Regions from separate parts of the Homo sapiens genome. Here region 1 is linked to region 2. Evidence: chromatin loops called from intact Hi-C (ENCODE). Cell type or tissue: GM12878. All regions are shown on one strand. Links, peaks and the distances in the headings refer to the core of each region. The heading gives the core; the rest is flanking DNA.

Region 1 (10,466 bases), core at 2,042-4,541, 49 kb before region 2:
CGCGGAGGGGCTGGCTGGGCAGGAGGGGTTGGCGGGGCAGCAGGGCCGCGGCCATGGGGAGCTTGAAGGAGGAGCTGCTCAAAGCCATCTGGCACGCCTTCACCGCACTCGACCAGGACCACAGCGGCAAGGTCTCCAAGTCCCAGCTCAAGGTGGGCGCCTCCTGACCCGGCCCCCCACCCGACCCTCCCCGGCGCGCTCTGTACTTCCCTTGGGTGGAAGCGGGACCTGGCGGGCCGTGACCGCAGGGCGGGGCGGGTCGGAATGCGCCCGGTAGGCCCGCTTGGGGCGGAGTGGGTCTGAGACCGGGATTTGGTGTTTACTGCCTCCCCCTTGCCTTCGGGCCATGCCCTCGGTTGGATGTGTTAGTTCCCGCGGGTCTCCCAGGGACTGGGAAGGGTGGCGGGCATAAGGCTGGGGTGAAGTCTGGAGGGCCAAGTGTGATTCCTTCTTGGCGTTGGAGAGCGGGGGGCAGAAAGTGGATTCTGAGGCGGCAATGGGAAGCTCCCTTACACAGCCTTCCCAGAATTTTCCTCTTACTCCAGGAGAGGAAGGGACTTGCCCAAGGTCGCTGGGCAGAACCTTCTGCAGCCCACAGCCCCACACCAGGACAGTCCTCAAAACGGCTAGCTGCCCCGGAGGCGACAGGGCAGTCCGGAGACGCAGAAATGCCCCGAAGCCCGGCCTCCAGGGTCCTTCTCCTTTGGGAGGCTTTTTGACTTGGGAAGACCTTCCGCCCAGCGTCTTTTAAGTTTGGAACTAGTGGACGGGGTGTACTGTGTCCCACAGGGACCTTAGTTCCGGGTGAGGAGCGCTGATCTTTCTGGCACCCTGCAAAAGCGACTGCTTTTTCAGAGTCGTTATTGTGACTGCCGGAGACCCTAGAGTATAGGGTATAAATAAAGGGATGCTTGTAAATTGAGTAACCCCAAGCAGCGAAATTGGCATTAAGCCAGCAGAAATTGGCAGCTTCTTCAAAGTAAAAAAATATAGAAACAGACAAGAAAAGCTATTCATAGGCATTTAAAAATATACATATTTTAGATCCGAATGTCCGGTTTTCTTAGCCCCTTCTGGGAATAAATTCTGAAGATTGGGTTTGTTTTGTATATTTTTGTACAGTAATCCCGTTCTTCTGAGTAGTGGCTTTTATGCCAGTAGGACTTAACATTCTCCTTGTCTTCCTTTTGCCTCTCCTTTCTTTTTCTCACTGATAGAATCATAGTCTGGAAGGGTCCATGGAGATCATCCACGTAATTTTTATTTTACTTCATTTTTAAATATTAACATACAGTAAAATTGACTTTTGGTGTACAGTTCTATAAATTTCAACATATGTATAGATTTATATAACTATCACCACAACCATGGCTTCCTCAGTTCCATCATCCTAAAAAACTCCCTGATGTTGCCCTGCCTCCACCCCAACTGTCGGCAACCATTGATCTTTCCTAATTGCTATAGTTTTACCTTTTCCGAAGTGCCATGTAAATGGAGTCATATAGTTTGTAACTGTTGAAACTGATTTCTTTTACCCAGCATAATGCCTTAGAGATTAATCCATTTTGTTGTGTGTACCAATAATTTTTTAAATTGCTAAGTAATATTCTATTGCATGGATGTATGGTAGTTTTTAGCCATGCATCTGTGAGAATTTGTGTTATTTCCAGTTCGGGGGAGTTATGAGTAGGTCTACATTTTACTTTTATTTTTACTTTTAACTTACCTATGCCATTTTATTTAAAGTAAGTTTTTAATAAATAGATGTAGCTGGGTCTTTTTTTTTATTCATTCTGACAATCTCTGTCTTTTAATTGGTATATTTAGGCCATTTACATTTAATGTAATTATTGATATGGTTTGATTTAGGGCTACCATTTTATTATAATTTGGTTTCTGCTTTTTTTTTTTCCTCTCTTTTTCTTCCATCTTTGGGATTATTTGAATATGCTTTAGTTTTTTGTTTTTTTTTTTTCTGAGACACAGTCTTGCCCTGTTGCCCAGGCTGGAGTGCGGTGGTGTGATCTCGGCTCACTGCAACGTCTGTCTCCTAGGTTCTAGAGATTCTCGTGCCTCAGCCTCCCAAGTAGCTGGGATTGCAGGTGTGCGTCACCACACCTAGCTAATTTTTGTATTTTTAGTAGAAACGGGGTTTCACCATGTTGGCCAGGCTGGTCTTGAACTCCTGAGCTCAGGTGATCTGCCCTCCTTGGTTTCATGAAGTGCTAGGATTACAAGTGTGACCCACTGTGCCTGGCCAATATTTCATTTTAATAGAGTTTTTTACTATATTTCTTCATGTAGGTTTTTTTAGTACTTGCTCTAGGAGTTAGAATATCCATCCCTAACTTTTCATAGTGTACTTAGAGTTAATATTTTACCACTTTAAGGAGAATGTAGAAAACTTATCACCATATAGGTCCCTTTACTCTCACTGCTTTATGTTGTAATTGTCATATTTATTAATCTACATACATTGAAATCCCCATCAGACAATATTAAATTTTTTGCTTTCAACCATCATTTCTCTTTTAAAGATCTTAAGAGGAGAAGAAAATTTTATTCTTTTTTTCCAGATATTCCCAGATGACCTCTTAATTTTTTTTTTTTTTTTTTGAGCCGGAGTTGCGCTCTGTCACCCAGGCTAGAGTGCAGTGGTGTGATCTCGGCTCACTGCAACCTCTGCCTCCCGGGTTCAAGCGATTCTCCTGCCTCAGCCTTCTGAGTAGCTGGGACTACAGACACGTGCCACCAAGCCTGGCTAATTTTTGTATTTTTAGTAGAGATGGGGTTTCACCATATTGGCCAGGGTGGTCTCAAACTCCTGACCTCGTGATCTGCCCGCCTTGGCCCTGCAAAGTGCTGGGACTACAGGTGCCCGCTGCCATGCCTGACTAATTTTTTTGTGTGTATGTTTTAGTAGAGACGGGGTTTCATTGTATTGCCCAGGCTGGTCTCGAACTCCTGAGCTCAGGCAATTTAACCAACTTGGCCTCCAGAAGTGCTAGGATTACAGGTGTGAGCAACTGCAATGATATGTTTAGTGATTTGTCCAAAGTCACAGTTGTAAGTAGTAGCTAATCTAGAACCAAGATTTTCACACTTCTGTGTGTGTGTGTGTGTGAGAGAGAGAGAGAGAGAGAGAGACAGGGTCTTGCTGTGTCACCCAGGCTGGAGTGCAGTTGCACTATCTTGGCTCACTGCAACCTCCACTTCCTGGCTCAAGCGATCCTCCAGCCTCCACCTCCCAAGTAGCTAGGCTCACAGGCATGAGCCACCATGCTCAGTTCATTTTTGTATTTTTTTGTAGACATAGGGTTTTGTCATGTTGTCCAGGCTGGTGTTGAACTCCTGAGCTCAAAGACATCCGCCCGCCTTGGCCTTCTAAAGTGCTGGTATTCAGATATGAGCCACCTTGTCCAGACAACTCTTTATAATTCTTTTTCTCTTTTTTTGGAGACAAGGTCTTTTTGTCGCCCAGGCTGGAATGCGGTGGCGCGATCATGGCTCAATGCAGCCTCAACCTCCTGGGCTCAAGCAGTCCTCCCACTTCAGACTCCCACGTAGATGGGACTACAGGCACAGGCCACTATGCCCAGCTAATGTTTGTACTTATGTAGAGATGGAGTTTTGCCATTTGCCCAGGCTGGTCTTGAATTCCTGAGCTCAGACTATATGCCTGCCTCAGCCTCTCAAAATGCTGGGATTACAGGCACGAGCCACTGCACCCATCCTATTTTCACACTTTATTACTATTACTGTTGTATTTTTTATTTTTTTGAGACGGAGTGTCGCTTTATCACCCAGGCTGGAGTGCAGTGGTGCGATCTTGGCTCACTGCAACCTCTGCTTCCTGGGTTCAAGCGATTCTCCTGCCTCAGCCTCCCAAATAGCTGGGATTACAGGTGCCCACTACCACACCTGGCTAATTTTTGTATTTTTAGTAGAGATGGGGTTTCACCATGTTGGCTGGGCTCATCTCAAACTCCTGACCTCAGGTGATCCACCCGCCTTGGCCTCCCAAAGCATTGGGATTATAGGCGTGAGCCACCATGCCTGGCCTATTTTCACACTTTAAAGCCAATGGTTTCTTCATTTTCTTCTCTTCCAATTGACGGCATAAATGAGATTTTTTGGATTACTTTGATGATACTTTATTCAAAATTGTCTTTATGGCTGCTTATAGGAAAAGCGTCTTGGCAGGAAATGTTAAATCCCAGTTCATAGATTTCACCCACAGTATGTTGATAATGCAACTGTGCAATTGTATTTTGTCTCTCTCTTGTCTGTATGAGACTTTGGGATTGGTTCAGTTCTGTTCATCTTGCCAGTGTTCGTAGAATTGAAAATATTTAAACATTTTTATTTAGGTCTCCTTTTGTGTTTGACCCTAGTTCTGTGTTCTGTTGGCTGGGAGTAGAGTTTTTGCCTTAATTTGTTGATTGATTCATTCACTCATACAGTAACCTTCTGTAAGTCTACTATGTGTAAGGTACCATGCTAATTTAGTCAGAAGATTAGTATTTTTAGGCTCTTAAGAGTTAATATCTCCTTGGAGGAAATGTCAAATAATTGATTTGTTAAACAGCAGACTAATAATTATGTATCCAAAATGATGGTTAAAATGTATTGCTTTGGAAAGCTATATGGGTATTCTAAAATATTTTTGATACTTGCCTTTTTGAGTTATCTTCACAACTTTTGACACAGAGAATGGATATATTCACTAGATAAGGGATATGGTGGTGAAAGGCAGAGAAAAAAGAAACAAATATGAATCTTTGCCTTCAAAGAGTTTAAACTTTGGTAGGCAAATTAAAAGGCTAAATGACCATTAAAGAAGGCACACTCTCTCTCTCCAGATAGAGATTATATTACTCAGACAATTACTGATCCTTAAAAAACATAAAGTCTGGTGGTGAAGGTAACAAACAGAAATATTGGGTTAAAGATACTGAGTGTGACAGAAGATATGGAGCCATGAGATTTTAAAGGAAGAAGCGATTTCTTCTCACTGGTGTGATTGCTTTATGAAAAAAGCTTCTTTGAAATGAACTCCGAAGGAAGTTAGGATGTGATTATGTAGGAATGGGGGAAGATTAAGCCCATTCTATTAATTAATTAATTACTTAGTTTTTTGAGACGGAGTCTTGCTCTGTTGCCCAGGGTTGAGTACAGTGGCAACCTCCACCTCCCTGGTTCAAGAGATTCTTCTGCTTCAGCTTCCCAAGTAGCTGGGACTACAGATGTGCACCACCATGTCTCGCTAATTTTTGTATTTTTAGTGGAGACAGGGTTTCACCATGTTGGCCAGGCTGGTCTCAAACTCCTGACCTCAAGTGATCCACCTGCCTCGGTCACCCAAAGTGCTGGGATTATGGGCATGAGCGACCACGCCCAGCCTAATTTATTTATTTAATGGATAGTTATTGATTGCTGTTATCCCTAGGGAACACTGATCTACTGCAAGAGATGGGAATGAATCAGGTATTTATGGGGACTTCTGTGTAACTTACTTTGATTGGAGTGTAGAACATACACATATGTGTTCCTGTGTGTGTATGAGAGAGAGTTATTGCTGGTGATAAAGCTACAGAAATAGATTGGGGTTAATGCATAGAAAGCTTTGATTGCCACACAAATTAGGTGTATGCCAGGGGCCCCCCAGGTTTTCAGAGAATGATGAGTTGTGATCAGAATTGCACTTTAGAAAGTTACTTGCCAGGTGCGGTGCCTCACACCTGTAATCCCAGCACTTTGGGAGGCTGAAGTGAGTGGATCATCTGAGGTCAGGAGTTCAAGACTAGTGTGGCCAACGTGGCAAAACCCTGTCTCTACTAAAAATATAAAAATTAGCTGGGTGTGGTGGCACGCACCTGTAGTCCCAGCTACTTGGGAGCTGAGGCAGGAGAATCACTTGAACCTGGGAGGCGGAGGTTGCAGTGAGCCGATATCTCACCCTGTACTCCAGCTGGGGCGACATAGCAGATGTGCTGGCTAGAGTGGATTGGGAAGATAACAGAAACCATTGCAATAGCCCCGATAAGAGGTAATAGGGACTAGAGACAGTGAAGATGGACAAGAGGGAAATGGTGGGTCAAGGTATGAGCCTTGACCCATGATTGGGTGGGAGGAGGACGGGAAAGGACAGATTCAGAAATGTCTCAGATGTCAACTACAGTTGACCAGATGTGTAGTAGTGGTTTTGATTTTTTTAAATAATGGTTTTTAATAGAAGTGGGTTTTAAAAGAAATGGAAAAGCCACAAGAAGGAGCTGTTTATGCAGTGATGCAGTTTTGAACACGAAAAGTTTTTTTTTGTTTTATTTATTTATTTTTTTGAGGTCCTTGATGGGTGTATGTTCAGCTGGAGATGATATTCCTGGGAAAATTTGGGGTTGTCAGTAAGGAATTTGGTAGTTGAAGCTTGGAAAAAGAGGAGAAAAGAGCCATTGACAGTCTTGGGGAATGGCTATGGTAGATGATGAGAGGAACAAGAAAAGCAGAGGACCAGAAATCAGAGATAAGAACCCCTTTGGGGCAACGCTGGAGCTGAGGGAGAAAACTTTTAAGGAAAACATGGTCTCATACCTTTGAGAGTTAATTTTTTATTATTATTTTTATTTTCATTTATTTATTTTTTCTGAGGCGGAGTCTTGCTCTATCACCCAGGCTGGAGCACAGTGGGGCCATCTCGGCTCACTGCAACCTTCACCTCCTGGGTTCACGCCATTCTCCTGCCTCAGCCTCCCGAGTAGCTGGGATTACAGGTGCCTGCCACCACACCTGGCTAATTTTTTATATTTTTAGTAGAGACGGGGTTTCACCATGTTAGCCAGGCTGGTCTCGAACTCCTGACCTTGTGATCCACCCACCTCGGCCTCCCAAAGTGCTGGGAGTACAGGCGTGAGCCACCATGCCCGGCCTATTATTGTTTTTTATATATACAAATATAAATATAAATATATATAAATATATAAATATAAAAATATATATAAATATATTTATAAATATAAATATAAAAATATATAAAATATATTTATAAATATAAATATAAAAATATATAAAATATATTTATAAATATAAATATAAAAATATATAAAATATATTTATAAATATAAATATAAAAATATATAAAATATATTTATAAATATAAATATAAAAATATATAAAATATATTTATAAATATAAATATAAAAATATATAAATATATTTAAAAATATAAATATATAAATAAAATAAAATAAAAATAAAAATATATAAATATATATAAATATATAAAAATATATTTATAAATATATATATAAATATATAAAAATATATTTATAAATATATATATAAATATATAAAAGTATATTTATAAATATATATATAAATATATATAAATATATATATAAATATATAAATATATAGAAATATATAGAAATATATATAAATATATTTATATAGAAATATATTTCTATATATAAATATATTTATATAGAAATATATTTCTATATAAATATATAAATATTTCTATATAAATATATTTCTATATAAATATATATAAATAGAAATATATAAATATATTTCTATGTATACATAGAAATATATAAATATATTTCTATGTATACATAGAAATATAAATATATAAATATATAATATAAATATAATATATTATTATTTATAAATATATATAAATATAAATATATAAATATATAATATAATAATATATAATATATAAAATAAATAAATTATATTTATAATTTAAATATAATTTTAATTTAATTTAATTATTAAATATAATAATTATAATATAATTATATTTTATAATATATTTTATAATATATAATATATTTTATATGTTATATATTTTTCTATATTTTATATAATATATAAAATATATATTTTAATAATATATATTTTAATAATATATTTTATATAATATATTTTATAGTATAAAATATATAATTAAATAATAATTTAAATATAATTATAATATAATATAATTTAAATGTAATTTAAATATAATTTAAAATAATATTTATAAATAATATATTTAAATATATATATACATATATGTGTGTGTCTATATATATATATATATATATATATATATATATGATTGTAAAGTAATCAGGTTGGTTCTTCCTTTCCATGTCCCATAAACTTCATATTTCTTCTCTAAAGATAAATTATGAAAAGCTTGGAATATTGACATCATCTTTGGAATAAATGTATTTTTTACTTATTTTAAAAAATTTATTTATTTATTTTGAGACAGGGTCTCACTCTGTCACTCAGGCTGGAGTGCAGTGGCACGATCATAGCTCACCATACCCATGACCTCCATGCTGAAGTGATCCTCCCACCTCAGCCTCCTGAGTAGCTGGGACTACGGGTGTATGCCACCACACCTGGCTAATTTTTTTTTTTTTTTTTTTTTTTTGTAGAGACAGGGTCTCACTTTGCTGCTTAGGCTGGTCTCAAACTCCTGGGCTCAAGCAGTCCATCCACCTACAAGTGTTAGGATTACAGGTATGAGCCACCACATCCAGCCTGTATCTTTCATTTTTAAGAAGATTACTTTGTAGAATGGTATTCGTTTAGATAAATGTGCTTGAGTCATTGCTATAATTAGTAAATATTGGCCTTGAGGGCCCCCAGTGTAGTACAGACAAAGCTTATTTATATACCTAATTTTTAACAAATAGCATATTATTAAGTAAAAGAAAAATGATCCAAGTAAATTTTGAAGCAAAATCTGAAGAAAAATTAACAACATAATTAGATATCATTTTAATAGTATGTCAGTGGAAACAACACACAAACTGTTTTTTTCTCTGCTCTCACACCACAATAACAATCAACACAGAAGATTTCTGGTGACCAAATGTGTGGAGGTTTCTCCCCACACACCAAGTAAGCAATCAGTTCTGCAGTGGACACCAGCTGGGTATCCTCCAGTTCAATTCCAACACTATCTACCTGGAGACAGTGTCAGATCCCACAGAGTGTCAGATCGCACAGTTTGAGGGCTCAGTCCCACAAGACGGTCCTCCTCCTTCCTACCAGTTGCAAATCTGGGCCTCTGGAACTTCTGATGGACCAGCTTCAAGTTGGGTTCTCCGTGACCCCGTCTTTGGGTTCAATTACTTTGCTAGAGTGGCTCACAGAACTTAGGGTGACATGTTTACTGATTTATTACAGAATATATTTTAAAGGATACAAATAGACAGATGAAGAGAGACACAGGGCGAGGAACTTCTATCCTCATGGAGTTGGGGTGCACTGCCCTCCTGGTACATGAATGAGTTCTCATTAACCTTCCTTTAAGCCTCTACATGTTCAGCTCTCTGGGAGCTCCTCAAACCCTGTCCTCTTCCGTCTCTTATGGAGACTTTATTGGATAGTCATGATTAAAGTACAGACAACCATGTAGAAATGTGATTAGACAAAAAAGGGTATGATCTAATATTAATAGACTGAGTGGGAAAATCCAGCAAGGATTGTCTGTTCAGATTCTTCTTGGTCTCTCTGTGTAGCTTTCCTTCCTCCAGGGTATGGGGGAGGACCCCTTCTGAAATGAAGGTCTTGTGGCCTTCAATTAGACAAGGAAGGTCAGAGAATTTCTTTATGGCCAGCTCCAAGATAGAAAGGTTGGGGGAGATGAGATTATATTTTTAGTTTCTACGGCCTGCCTTGGGGAGAAAAAGGAGCAGGCGAAAAAAGGGCAGAAGGTCAGAGAGAGAGAGAGAGATTTGTTTTCTTTTTTCATTGATTTATTTGTTTGTTTGTTTGTTTGTTTGTTTGAGATGGAATCCCGCTCTGTCGCCCAGGCTGGAGTGCAATGGCATGATCTTGGCTCACTGCAACCTCTGCCTCCTGGGTTCAAGCGATTCTCCTACCTCAGCCTCCCAAGTAGCTGGGGTTACAGGTGTATGCCACCATACCCGGCTAATTTTTGTATTTTTTAGTAGAGACCGAGTTTCGCCGTGTTGGCCAGGCTGGTCTCAAACTCCTGACCTCAAGTGATCTGCCCACCTCGGCCTCCCAAAGTGCTGGGATTACAGGTGTGAGCCACTGCACCTGGCTGAGATTCTGTTTTCTGAGACCTGCTTCTGAGGCCTAAAGCACCCCAACATTATAACAAGGGCTATGGCGTTATGAGCCAGGGACCATGGATGAAAACCTATATATATTTATCTATGTATATCTCTGTCTCATAATATCACATGTTGCAGACAGACTTTTGTCAAACTTATCAATAAAATCGAACTATAGAACACAGATTTAAAAAAAACCCTTGGGAAGCTGGGTGCAGTGGCTCATGACTATAATCCCAGAACTTTGGAAAGCTGAGGCAGGAGGATTGCTTGAAGCCAGGAGTTTGAAAACAGCCTGGAAAATATAGTGAGACTTTATCTCTACAAAAAATTTAAAAATTAGCTGGACATGGTGGTGGGCACCTGTGGTCCCAGCTACTC
Region 2 (10,466 bases), core at 6,737-9,236:
TAGTGTTTTGTGGGGTGTGGATAGAGTTGGTGGTGGTGGCCTTGGAAATGTTCTGCATAGATGGCATTCATCCCATAGATGGCATTCATCCCATAGATGGCCTCCACCTACTGAGTTCTACAAGCAGTTTGGTATGGTGGGAAGAGCTAGCATTTGAGACAGAGTTGCGCTCTGTCACCCAGACTAGAGTGTGAATTTGTACAGCAGCATGATCACAGCTCACTACAGCCGTGAATTTCTGGGCTCAAATGAGACTCCCACCTCAGCCTCCTGACAAGCTAGGACTATAGGCACAAACCACCATACCCTACTAATTAAAAAATGTTTTTCTTTAAAGACAGGGGTCTCACTATGTTGCCCAGGTTGGATTTTTTTTTCCCCCTCAGACAGAGTCTCACTTTGTCGCCCAGGCTGGAGTGCAGCAGCACAGTCTTGCCTTCATTGCAGCCTCCACCTCCCAGGCTCAAGTGATCCTCCTGCCTCAGTCTCCCGAGTAGCTGGGGCTAAAGGCACATGCCAACATGCTCAGCTAATTAAAAAAAATGTTTTTGGTAGAAATAAGATGTCGCTATATTGCCTATATTGGTCTCGAGCTCCTGGTCTCAAGCAATCCTTCCACCTCAGCCTCCCAAAGCATTGGAATTATAGGCCTGAGCCACCACACCTTGCTGAGCTTGAGTTTAAACTTTGGTTTTGATATTTACTAGCCATGTGAACTTTGTAAATGTACAGTTGACACTTGAACCCACATAGTTGAAAATCCAAGTATAACTTTTTTTTTTGAGACAGAATCTCTCACTTTGTCACCTAGGCTGGCATGTAGTAGTGCGATCTCCCACCAACTTCAGCCTCCCGGGCAGCTAGGACCACAGATGCATGCCACCATGCCTGGCTAATTTTTAGTATTTTTGGTAGAGACAGGGTTTCACCATGTTGCTCAGGCTGATCTCAAACTCCTGAACTCAAGCGATCCACCTGCCTTGGCCTCCTAAAGTGCTGGAATTACAGGCATGAGCCACTGTGCCTGGCTTCCAAGGTTAGCTTTTGACTCCCCCAAAACTTAACTCCTAATAGCCTACTGTTGACTGGAAGGCTTACCAATAATATAAACAGTTGATTAGCACATATTTTAATGTAAAATGTATTATGTGCAGTTATTCTTATGATAAAGTAATCTAGAGAAAAGAAAATGTTATTAAGAAGATCATAAGGAAGAGAAAATGTATTTACTATTCATTCAGTGGAAGTGGATCATTGTAAAGGTCTTTATCCTCATTGTCTTCTTGTTGAGTAGGCTGAGGAAGAGGCGGAAGTTGTTGGTCTTGCTGTCTCAGTGGTGGCAAAGGCAGAAGAAAATCCAGTCCACATTTAAGTGGACCCTCGAAGTTCAAACCTATGTTGTTCAAGGATGCTCAGTTTTTTGGAACCTGTATTTTCTGATCTCTAAAATAGGGGCAATAATTAACCTTATAGGACTAATACAAAATTTAAGTGAGAAATAACATATAAAATGCCTAGCATATAGTAAGTCTTCAAGGTGATAGTGATAAGGCAAAAAAGAAAAGCAGCAGCAATTGCTGCTTCTGCTGCTGCTGCTGCTTTCCCTCCATGGGATCACTTGTATTTGATGGGGCCGTGGGAAATGGTGTTAGACTGAGGCAAGGTACTAAAGGCAGAACACAAAGGAGCTCTTTCTACTCCTGGAGGACTGGTTTGCCAACTACAAATTAAAGTTAGAGATCAGGTGAAACTTCGGCCTGCGGACAGCTGGTGACTTTTTTCATATAGTGAAAAAATGGTTTGTTCATATCTTTCTAAAAAGAAATGCTTCGCTGATGTTATTCTGCTGCCCATGCCTGCCTCCTCCAGTACATCTTCCATGTTATTCCAGGATATGGCTTTTTTTTTTTTAATTTTCAAAAAAAATTTTTTTTTTTTTTATTAAGTGTCTTGCCCTGTCTCCAAGGCTGGAGTGCAGTGGCATGATCATGGCTCACTGCAGCCTTGACCACCTGGGTACAAGCAATCCTTCTGCCTGACCTTCCTGAGTAGCTGGGACCACAGGCATGCACTGTTGTGCTCAGCTAATTTTTAAAATTATTATTTGTACAGACCGGGTCTGTCTCTGTTGCCCAGGCTGGTCTCAAACTCCTGGGCTCAAGGAATCTTTATGCTTTGGCCTCCCAAAGTGCTGAGATTACATAGGCATGAGCCACTGTGCCTGGCCTGTTTTTTATTTTTATTTATTTATTTATTTATTTATTTTTGTATTGTTATACATATTTATTTATGTATTTTTTATTTTTATTTTTTTAAACATTGTTTATATTAATTTAAAAAATAAATAGAAATGAGGTCTTGCTATATTGCCCAGGCTGGTCTCAAACTTCTAGCCTTAAGCAGTTCTCTTGCATCAGCCTCCCATAGTGCTGGGACTACAGGAGTGAGGCACTGCACTGGTGCAGAATGTGGCTTTTAAAATGAAGAGTGTGTCTGTTACTACCTTCAACTCTTTCAGTCCAGATAAAGTCCTAACTCCTTAACATGAATGATAAATCTCCTAATGATCAGTCTTCACCTACCTCACTGGCTTGTCTTTCACTGTGTCCCAAGTAATGGAAATTTGCCTTTTATGTGTGTGTGTGTGTGTCTGTCTGTCTGTCTGTCTAGCATCTGAACTTTTTTCTTACATTTGGGAAATTCTACAGAGTCTTGGTGGGGAACAGGACCTGTCTCACACCTCAAAATCTGGAAAGTTCAGGTACTCATTTTTCCCTGTTCCTTGGCAGCTAGAGCACAGGAATGTGACCCAGGCTCAGCCAGTAGAACTTTGAATCTGCAGTGAGTGACGCAGAAGATCATGGACAGGGGCAGTGGTAGCAGTGGTAATAGTGAGGGTGCTCTCATGTTATACAGGCAGTGGTGTCTTCACCAGACTGTTCCCGTGAGTGGTTCAGCCGCAGTTCTGGCTGCCTGCTCTACCTTGATACCAGCCTAATTTCAGAGCCTAGATTTTTCTAGCCTTTGCGTTAGATCTGTGAGGTTACCCATTGTTTTTCCAATAAATTCCTTTTGTTTTTAAAGGAACCCAAGGTGGTTCCTGTTACTTGCACTTACACGAAGAGCCTTAGTTATACCACCCTCCAGCACCAGGTGCCCCATTCACATTAAATACTCACAGTTCTTCCAAACTAACCATGCTTGCCTCCACTTCGGGGCTTTCTCACATTCTGTTCTACCTGGAATACCCTTTATCCCATTCTTGATCTGTTTGACTCTTGATGCTGCTTGAGAACTCAGCTCTGTTGTCCTGTCACTCTTTCTGCGAATCTTTCCCCAGATGTCAAGATTGTGTTAGCTCCTCAGTGCTCCCACAAAATCCTCTGCTTATCTCTATTACAGTACTTGTCACACTCTGCTGTAATTGTCTTTACATTCCTTGGGAACATAGGCCAGTATTATGTTGAGTATCTTTGTACTGTCTTTGGCAAATAATAATTATGATCTAAATTTTATTTGTCAAATGAGTGAACAATTCTATTGAATTATACACTGTTAAATTATACAGTTATATTAAAATTTATTTGCATATCTGTTTTCCCTAATAAACTGTGAACATTTTAAGAGCACAGACCTAGTTCTTCATCTTTATATCCTTAGTTTATAGGATATAAAAGTGCCTCCCAGCACTGTGGGAGGCTGATGCAAGAGAACTGCTTAAGGCTAGGAGTTTGAGACCAGCCTGGGCAATATAGCAAGACCTCATCTCTATTTATTTTTTAAATTAATTAAACAATGTTAAAAAATAAAAACAAAAAATAGGCCAGGCACAGTGGCTCATGCCTATCTAATCTCAGTACTTGGCTCGTAGTAGATGCTGAGGAAACACTGGATACGTGAACAAATGAATGAATGGCAGGATTGTTGTTTTAGAATTTCAGTTAAATAGTTTTCCCCAAAAGAAGGTATCTTCTTCCTTTTTTTTTTTTTTTTTTTTGAGATAGAGTTTCGCTCTTGTTGCCCAGGCTGGAGTGCAATGGCGTGATCTCAGCTCACTGCAACCTCCGCCTCCCGGGTTCAGGCATGCGCCACCACGCCCGGCTAATTTTTGTATTTTTACTAGAGATGGGGTTTCTCCATGTTTGTCAGGTTGGTCTCAAACTCCTGACCTCAGGTGATCCGCCTGCCTCGGCCTCCCAGAGTGCTGGGATTACAGGCATGGGCCACCATGCCCAGCCTCTTCTTTGACCGTGTATGTAAAGATAATGTACCTGTACTTGGCTCATACTGAGTAATTGACATTCTCAGTTTCTTCCATGTGCTAGGATTGGTAGCCTGTTTATTAATAGGAAGATAGTGTATGCACATGAAACTGTAACTATTTGAGAGGTCAGTGCTAGGATTGGTAGTCTGTTTATTAATAGGAAGATAGTGTGTACACATGAAACGGTAACTATTTGAGAGGTCAGTATTTTATGTGCCAAGGGAGTGATATGGACAGATGTTGGTTCAGTGTCATGCTAAATGTAACATCTTAATTGAGCCACTGAAAGTGTAATACCTAAAGCAAATATGTAGGATATGGCTGTTGGTTAATTGGATTGATTAAAATGGGAGCCAAAGGAGGCTTTGTCTTTCTATTTTACTTGCCTTAGATACTGCTTATATCGGACTGATTTGTTGGAGTTTTTCCTTATTCCTTTTTAGGTCCAAGACAACTTTGACAAGATTGAATTCAATAGGATGTGTTGGACCCTCTGTGTCAAAAAAAACCTCACAAAGAATCCCCTGCTCATTACAGAAGAAGATGCATTTAAAATATGGGTTATTTTCAACTTTTTATCTGAGGACAAGTATCCATTAATTATTGTGTCAGAAGAGGTAAGGTGTGGCTTGGGGAGTTTTTACTTGGTCATTTTAGCATTTAATAGACCTGGCTTGGTATTTTTTCTGTTAATTCAGCATAGATATGGAAGGAGATCCTTGGCTAGTGTTTTTGGATCAGAGGCAAAGCAGCCTGAGTATAGAAAAGCTCCAAATATAGTAATTTGGGGCATGTAATACCCCTGGAGATTTACAGGGAAAGTGGGTTTCTTCTTCTCTAAATGGCTATGATGATAAGTGAATCTATCCTCACGTCCAAAGAGTATTCTGTACAAGTCACAACATAATTTTCATACTACTTGCATATTGACAAAACGTAACTGGCTGAGTGCTGGTATACATGGGAAACACATGAGATCCAGAATGTTGTTTTCAGGGCTGTTTTGTGTGAGTAAATACTATTCTTGTTTCAAAGTCCAGGGTGATGACTTTCCATACCTTTCAAAGTAAAAGAAAGAGAATGCTTGCTTTGTTATTTTCCCTAAACTTCCAAAGGAAAAAAATAATAGGAGTAAGGCTTCTGTGCTATCTAACTGTCCTAAAAAGTGACACATGTTAATACATGGTTATTACAGTAGAAAATTCAGAAAAGATTAATATACACAATTAAAATCAGCTGTAGTCCCCACACTTTAAAAAAAAGTCATCTATAATCCCTTAACCTTGGACAAATTATTTAACCTGCAAGTCTTCATTTTCTCATCTGTGAAATAAAGCCAATTACAATGTTTAGTCTAAGGGTTGTGAAATTCTGCATTTAAAGGGTTTAGTTTAATGCCTGGCACATAGTATGTACTCAGTAACTCTTAAGACTACTCTTATTACATGCATTTTTGCATACTAGTCTGATTATTTTCTTTGAATAAACTTCCAGCAGTGGAATTCTGAGTCTTAAGAAATGCACACTTTCAGGGTATTAGATGAACAAGGCAAAGTTGCCCTTCAGAAAGGCTGTACCAAGGCATTAAAGGGTGGGAAGGATTTTGGCCAATAGTGAAGGCAGAGGAGAATTCTGGATGGAAGCAACAGTAGGCAGTGTTTTATGAGTCAGGAAAGCAAAGGGCATGTTCTAAAAGGAGTGAGGGAGGTATCCAGCTTGACTGAGTTGCCAGTCAGGATGCTTACTTAGAAACAGCCACACTGGCTGATTCAAGCCAAAAGGGGATTTTTTTTTTTTTTTTTTTTTTGAGACAGAGTTTCGCTCTTATTGCCCAGGCTGTAGTGCAATGGCGCAATCTCGGCTTATTGCAGCCTCCACCTCCCAGGTTCAAATGATTCTGCACCCCGCGGAGTAGCTGTGATTACAGGTGCCTGCCACCACACCTGCCTTTTTTTTTTTTTTTTTTTTAAGAAACGGGGTCTTACTCTGTTGCCCTGGCTGGAGTGCAGTGGTGCAATCATGGCTCACTGCAGCCTCAACCTCCTGGGCTCAGGGGATCCTCCTGTCTCAGCCTACTGAGTAGCTGGGACTACAGGTGTACATCACCACACTCAGCTAATTAAAAAAAATTTTTTTTGCAGTGATGGGGTCTTGCCATGTTGCCCAGCCTGGTATCAAACTCCTGGCCTCAAGTGATCCCTTTACCTCAGCCTCCCACAGTGCTGGGATTACAGGCATGAGCTACTGTGCAGGGCCTAAAAGGGAATTTTTTAAAAGTATGCTGGATAGCTTACAGAATCATCATGATGGCTTAAAAAACAGGTGTGGAGGCTATGCAATTTGGTCTGTCCTATTTACTGTACTGGCCACTCCATGAGGAACAACAAGGAAAATGCTGCTCCCACCAGAGGATGGGTGTTGCACTTATACCATGGAACACATCTGGTCCTGGACACTGATTGCTGCCTGTATTAGTCCATTTTCATGCTGCTGATAAAGACATACCCAAGACTGGGCAATTTATATAAGAAAGAGGTTTAATGAACTTACAGTTCCACATGGCTGGGGAGGGCTTACAATCATGGCAGAAGGTGAAAGCATGTCTCACATGGTGGCAGACAAGAGAAGAGAGCTTGTGCAGGGAAACTCTCCTTTATAAAGCCATCAGATCTCATGAGACTTATTCGCTATTACGAGAACAGCACGGGAAAGACCTGCCCCCATGATTCAGTTACCTCCCACCAGGTCCCTCTCACAACACCTGGGAATTCAAGGTGAGATTTGGGTAGGGACACAGCCAAACCATATCACTGCCCCAGAACTCAACTTTTCCTGGAACTGTTCTTCCTATGAGGGAGAGTTCTCCATAGTGCCCACTTCCCAATTATCATCAGGGCATGATGTATCTAATTGGCATGGCCTAGGTCAGGCACTGTGCACTAGCTGCAACGGAGTCTTGGAAAGGATACATTTGCATTTTCAGCTTCTACATTGGCAGGTAGGGATTTCCCCAGACATAAGAAAAGGGTTAAATGCTGGGCAGTCAAAAAAGAATGATACATGTCCTTTCTTACTGGAACATGATGGCTGTGAAGAAGATAGGCGGTAGATGAAGCTGGAGAGTTTTGACTTTATCCTGTAGGCAGTGTGGAAAGATGAGCCACTGATGATTTTTGAGGAAGAGAGTGATAGGTGAATAGATGAAATATGGAGACATGGGAGGTGAGAAGTTGAGAGAAGCTAAGTGGCATTGAGGACTAAAATACAGCGAGAATGGAAAAGAAGGCCAGATGGGAAGAACCTAGAGGTCACAGGACCAAGCATATAGTGCCTGGCTGTGGGGAAGCAGAGACAAGTTTCAGGCCTGGGCAACTGGGGAATAATATAGTATATTTGTTTAAAGCATAGTCTCTGAAATCAGACTGACTGGTTTGAAACCCACCTCTACCACTTATTAGCTTTGTGACAAATTACTCACTCTCTCTGTTTGGGGTTCCCCATCTGTAAAATGGGGATAACTACTTTCTTCATTGGACTCTGTGAGGATTGAAAAAGTTGATGTATGTGAAACATTTATTAAAGTGCCTGGACCCATGGTAGCTGCTCACTAAAAGGGGTGTGTGTGAATGAATGGTAGGATGATGAACAAATCTGGGACATATTGCATGGTGGTGGGTTTGGTACATTTGGGATTTTAGGTGGAACATCCTTGTGGAGCTGTGCACTAGAAGTGTTTATCTACAGCTTGTGAGAGGCCAGGGCTGGAGACAGAGGTGGGGAAACCACAAGAGTAGGTTAGATCAGGGAGGAAGACTGTAGTTGGAGACATGAGTGCCAAGGACGGAACCTTGGGACCATTTCTGTAGCAGAAAGAGGAAGTCGATTTGGCAAAGGAAGCTGAATTGAACACGCTATGAGGTAGGAGAACTGAGAGAGTGCTGAGTCATAGATGTCTAAGAAACACAAAGTTTTAAGAAGCACAGAAGTAGTTACTGGCATTAGATGCTATGGAAAAATTAGACAATGGTAAGTGAGAAGTTGCCCTTGGATTTAACAATTAGGTGCTCGCTGGTGATCAAGGAGAAGGCAGTTTCGCTGTAGTGGTGGGAACAGTTTCTTAGTGCTTAATAACAATGATGTAATCGTGTATGTATGTTAAAAAGGAAATGAAAAATAAAACATGCTATGAAATTTTTGTCCAAGGAAATTGTCTAGCTTAATACAGAGGTGTATAGAAGGGAATGTCTGTAGAAAAGAATATCCCAGTGGTGGTTTTAAAACCTAGCTGCTGCTTGAAAGAATTGTGCAAATAAAATTTACAGTATTTTAGGCTAAGTGTGCTGGCTCAAGCCTATAATCCCAGCACTTTGGGAGGCTGAGGCGGGCAGATCGCTTGAGCTCATGAGTTCAAGACTAGCCTGGGCAACATGGTGAAACCCTGTGTCTACAAAAAAATACAAAAATTAGCTGGGCATGGTGGTGTGCACCTGTTGTCCCAGCCACTTGGGAGGCTTAGGTGGGAGGATGGCTTGAGTCTGAAAGGGTGGTTTGAGCCTGGGAGGTGGAGCTTGCAGTGAGCAGAGAGTGGCATCATGCCACTGCATTGTAGCCTGGGAGATAGAGCCAGACCTTGTCTCAAAAAAAAAAAAAAAAAATTACAGTATTTTAAAACATTTTGTAGTTATACTGTGTTCCACAATTAATTGTGTTTTCTTTGAAAAACTGGATGTGGGGTGGGTCTCTTACCCTTGATGTTTTGTTTTTTTCCATCACTAAAATATTTGGTGGACTTGAAAGTGACCTTGTCCTGATTTCAGAATTAGAAATTAGTGAGTGTTTTTATTGCCTTAGGCAGCACTTGCTTAATGTGGATGACATGTCAATGGCATTAAATCACCATTGAGCCACAGGCTGTGAAGGGAGCCAGTCAGCATCAGTTTTCTGACTATTGTGCCTAAGAAACTCAAAAGATTTGTGCTGCAGGCATCCCGAAGGATTGGGACCCACATGGGCCTTGATGTGCGTTTCTGTAGGCCAGAGCCCAGCCAAGGCTCCTGGCATGTTTTTCTTCACCTTTGCAGGCTAACAGAAATGTCTTGATTCTCTTTCAAATCAAGTTAATCTCATTTGAGAAGTGAACAGCCTTTCTTTGATTTGTTAGAATAGCCAGGCAGCATACCTTGTCATGTTACTGTTTGGACTCACTCTGTGCTTTGACAGCTTTTACTCTCTCATCATTTCTTCTGGTTAGAAGTAGAATTTGAGTTAGTTTTATAGATTTTCCTCTGGGGCCAGGAGTGCTTGTGTGGGGAAAGAAGGGATCATTGGAGTAGATTTATGTGAGATTGCTTTGTCTAGCTGCTGAATTACCCTCCTGAGGTTAATCACATGGATTTGTATTTATGAAGCTCTTAGCCTATCACCTGGCCTTTGACCAAGCACTGCAAACTCAAGGTTATGCTATATTATGAAAAATACATTCTCTGTTAGCTTTTGCTTCCTTTCTGAATAATAACACTTCAAAAACTATATTTGGACTGATTGTAGACTTACAGATTTTAATAAAATTTAATGTGAAAACAGATATATTTAAAAAATAAATTTTGAAGTATAATGTCATAATTTTTCATGAACATATAGGTGGGTTTAACTTGTTATCAGTAGTTTTTAGGATTTATAAATTTGAAGTAATACTTCTTTCCAATAATCCACTTACCGTAATGATCATTTGCATTTTGTTTAGAGTGTTTTTTAAGAAAGATTTTTTTTTAAGCCTTAATTAATACAATGTAAAATATAACCAGCCTGGCTTGGTGGTTCATGCCTGCAATCTTTGGGAGGCTGAGGTGGGAGGATTGCTTGAGCTGGGGAGTTTGAGACCAGCCTGGGCAACATGGTGAAACCTCGTCTCTACAAAAAATACAAAAATTAGCTGGGCACAGTGGCACATGCCTGAAGTCTCAGCTACTCGGGAGGCTGAAGTGGGAGGATCACCCAGGAGGCAGACATTGTAGTGAGCTGTGATCATGCCACTGCACTCCAGCCTGGGGGACAGAGCGAGACACTGAATCAAAAAAAAAAAAAAAAAGATATAATTGTCAGCTGGGTGCAGTGGCACACACCTGTAATCCCAGAACTTTGGGAGGCTGAGGCAGGCTGATCACTTGAGCTCAGGAATTCGAGACCAGCCTGGGCAACATGG

Evidence for each region. Hi-C counts contacts between places; a loop is a spot of excess contacts. Peaks named below come from ENCODE experiments on the same cell type or tissue, not always from the same donor. Only the 100,000 strongest peaks of a DNase experiment are listed, where the experiment ranks them.
Region 1: it touches region 2 in a loop (2.2-fold over the local background); 12 of 110 quality-filtered maps call a loop at or near these places.

The regions. Positions count from the first base shown.
Region 1 is chr11:9,664,127-9,674,592 of GRCh38, forward strand. It overlaps SWAP70 (switching B cell complex subunit SWAP70), which reads left to right. Exons shown (of 12, transcript NM_015055.4): 1 at 1-152. The coding sequence starts at 54. Among named protein-coding and RNA genes, the nearest start is that of SWAP70, 5.3 kb to the left of the region's middle. RefSeq lists a silencer at 1-298 and an enhancer at 439-558. In GM12878, for the core only: no CTCF peak of the experiment used is centred there; no DNase peak of the experiment used is centred there; H3K4me3 peaks cover 2,500 bases; H3K27ac peaks cover 2,115 bases.
Region 2 is chr11:9,708,759-9,719,224 of GRCh38, forward strand. It overlaps SWAP70 (switching B cell complex subunit SWAP70), which reads left to right. Exons shown (of 12, transcript NM_015055.4): 3 at 4,708-4,881. Among named protein-coding and RNA genes, the nearest start is that of SBF2-AS1, 44 kb to the right of the region's middle. RefSeq lists an enhancer at 2,926-3,426. In GM12878, for the core only: no CTCF peak of the experiment used is centred there; a DNase peak (open chromatin) is centred at 8,153; H3K27ac peaks cover 2,144 bases.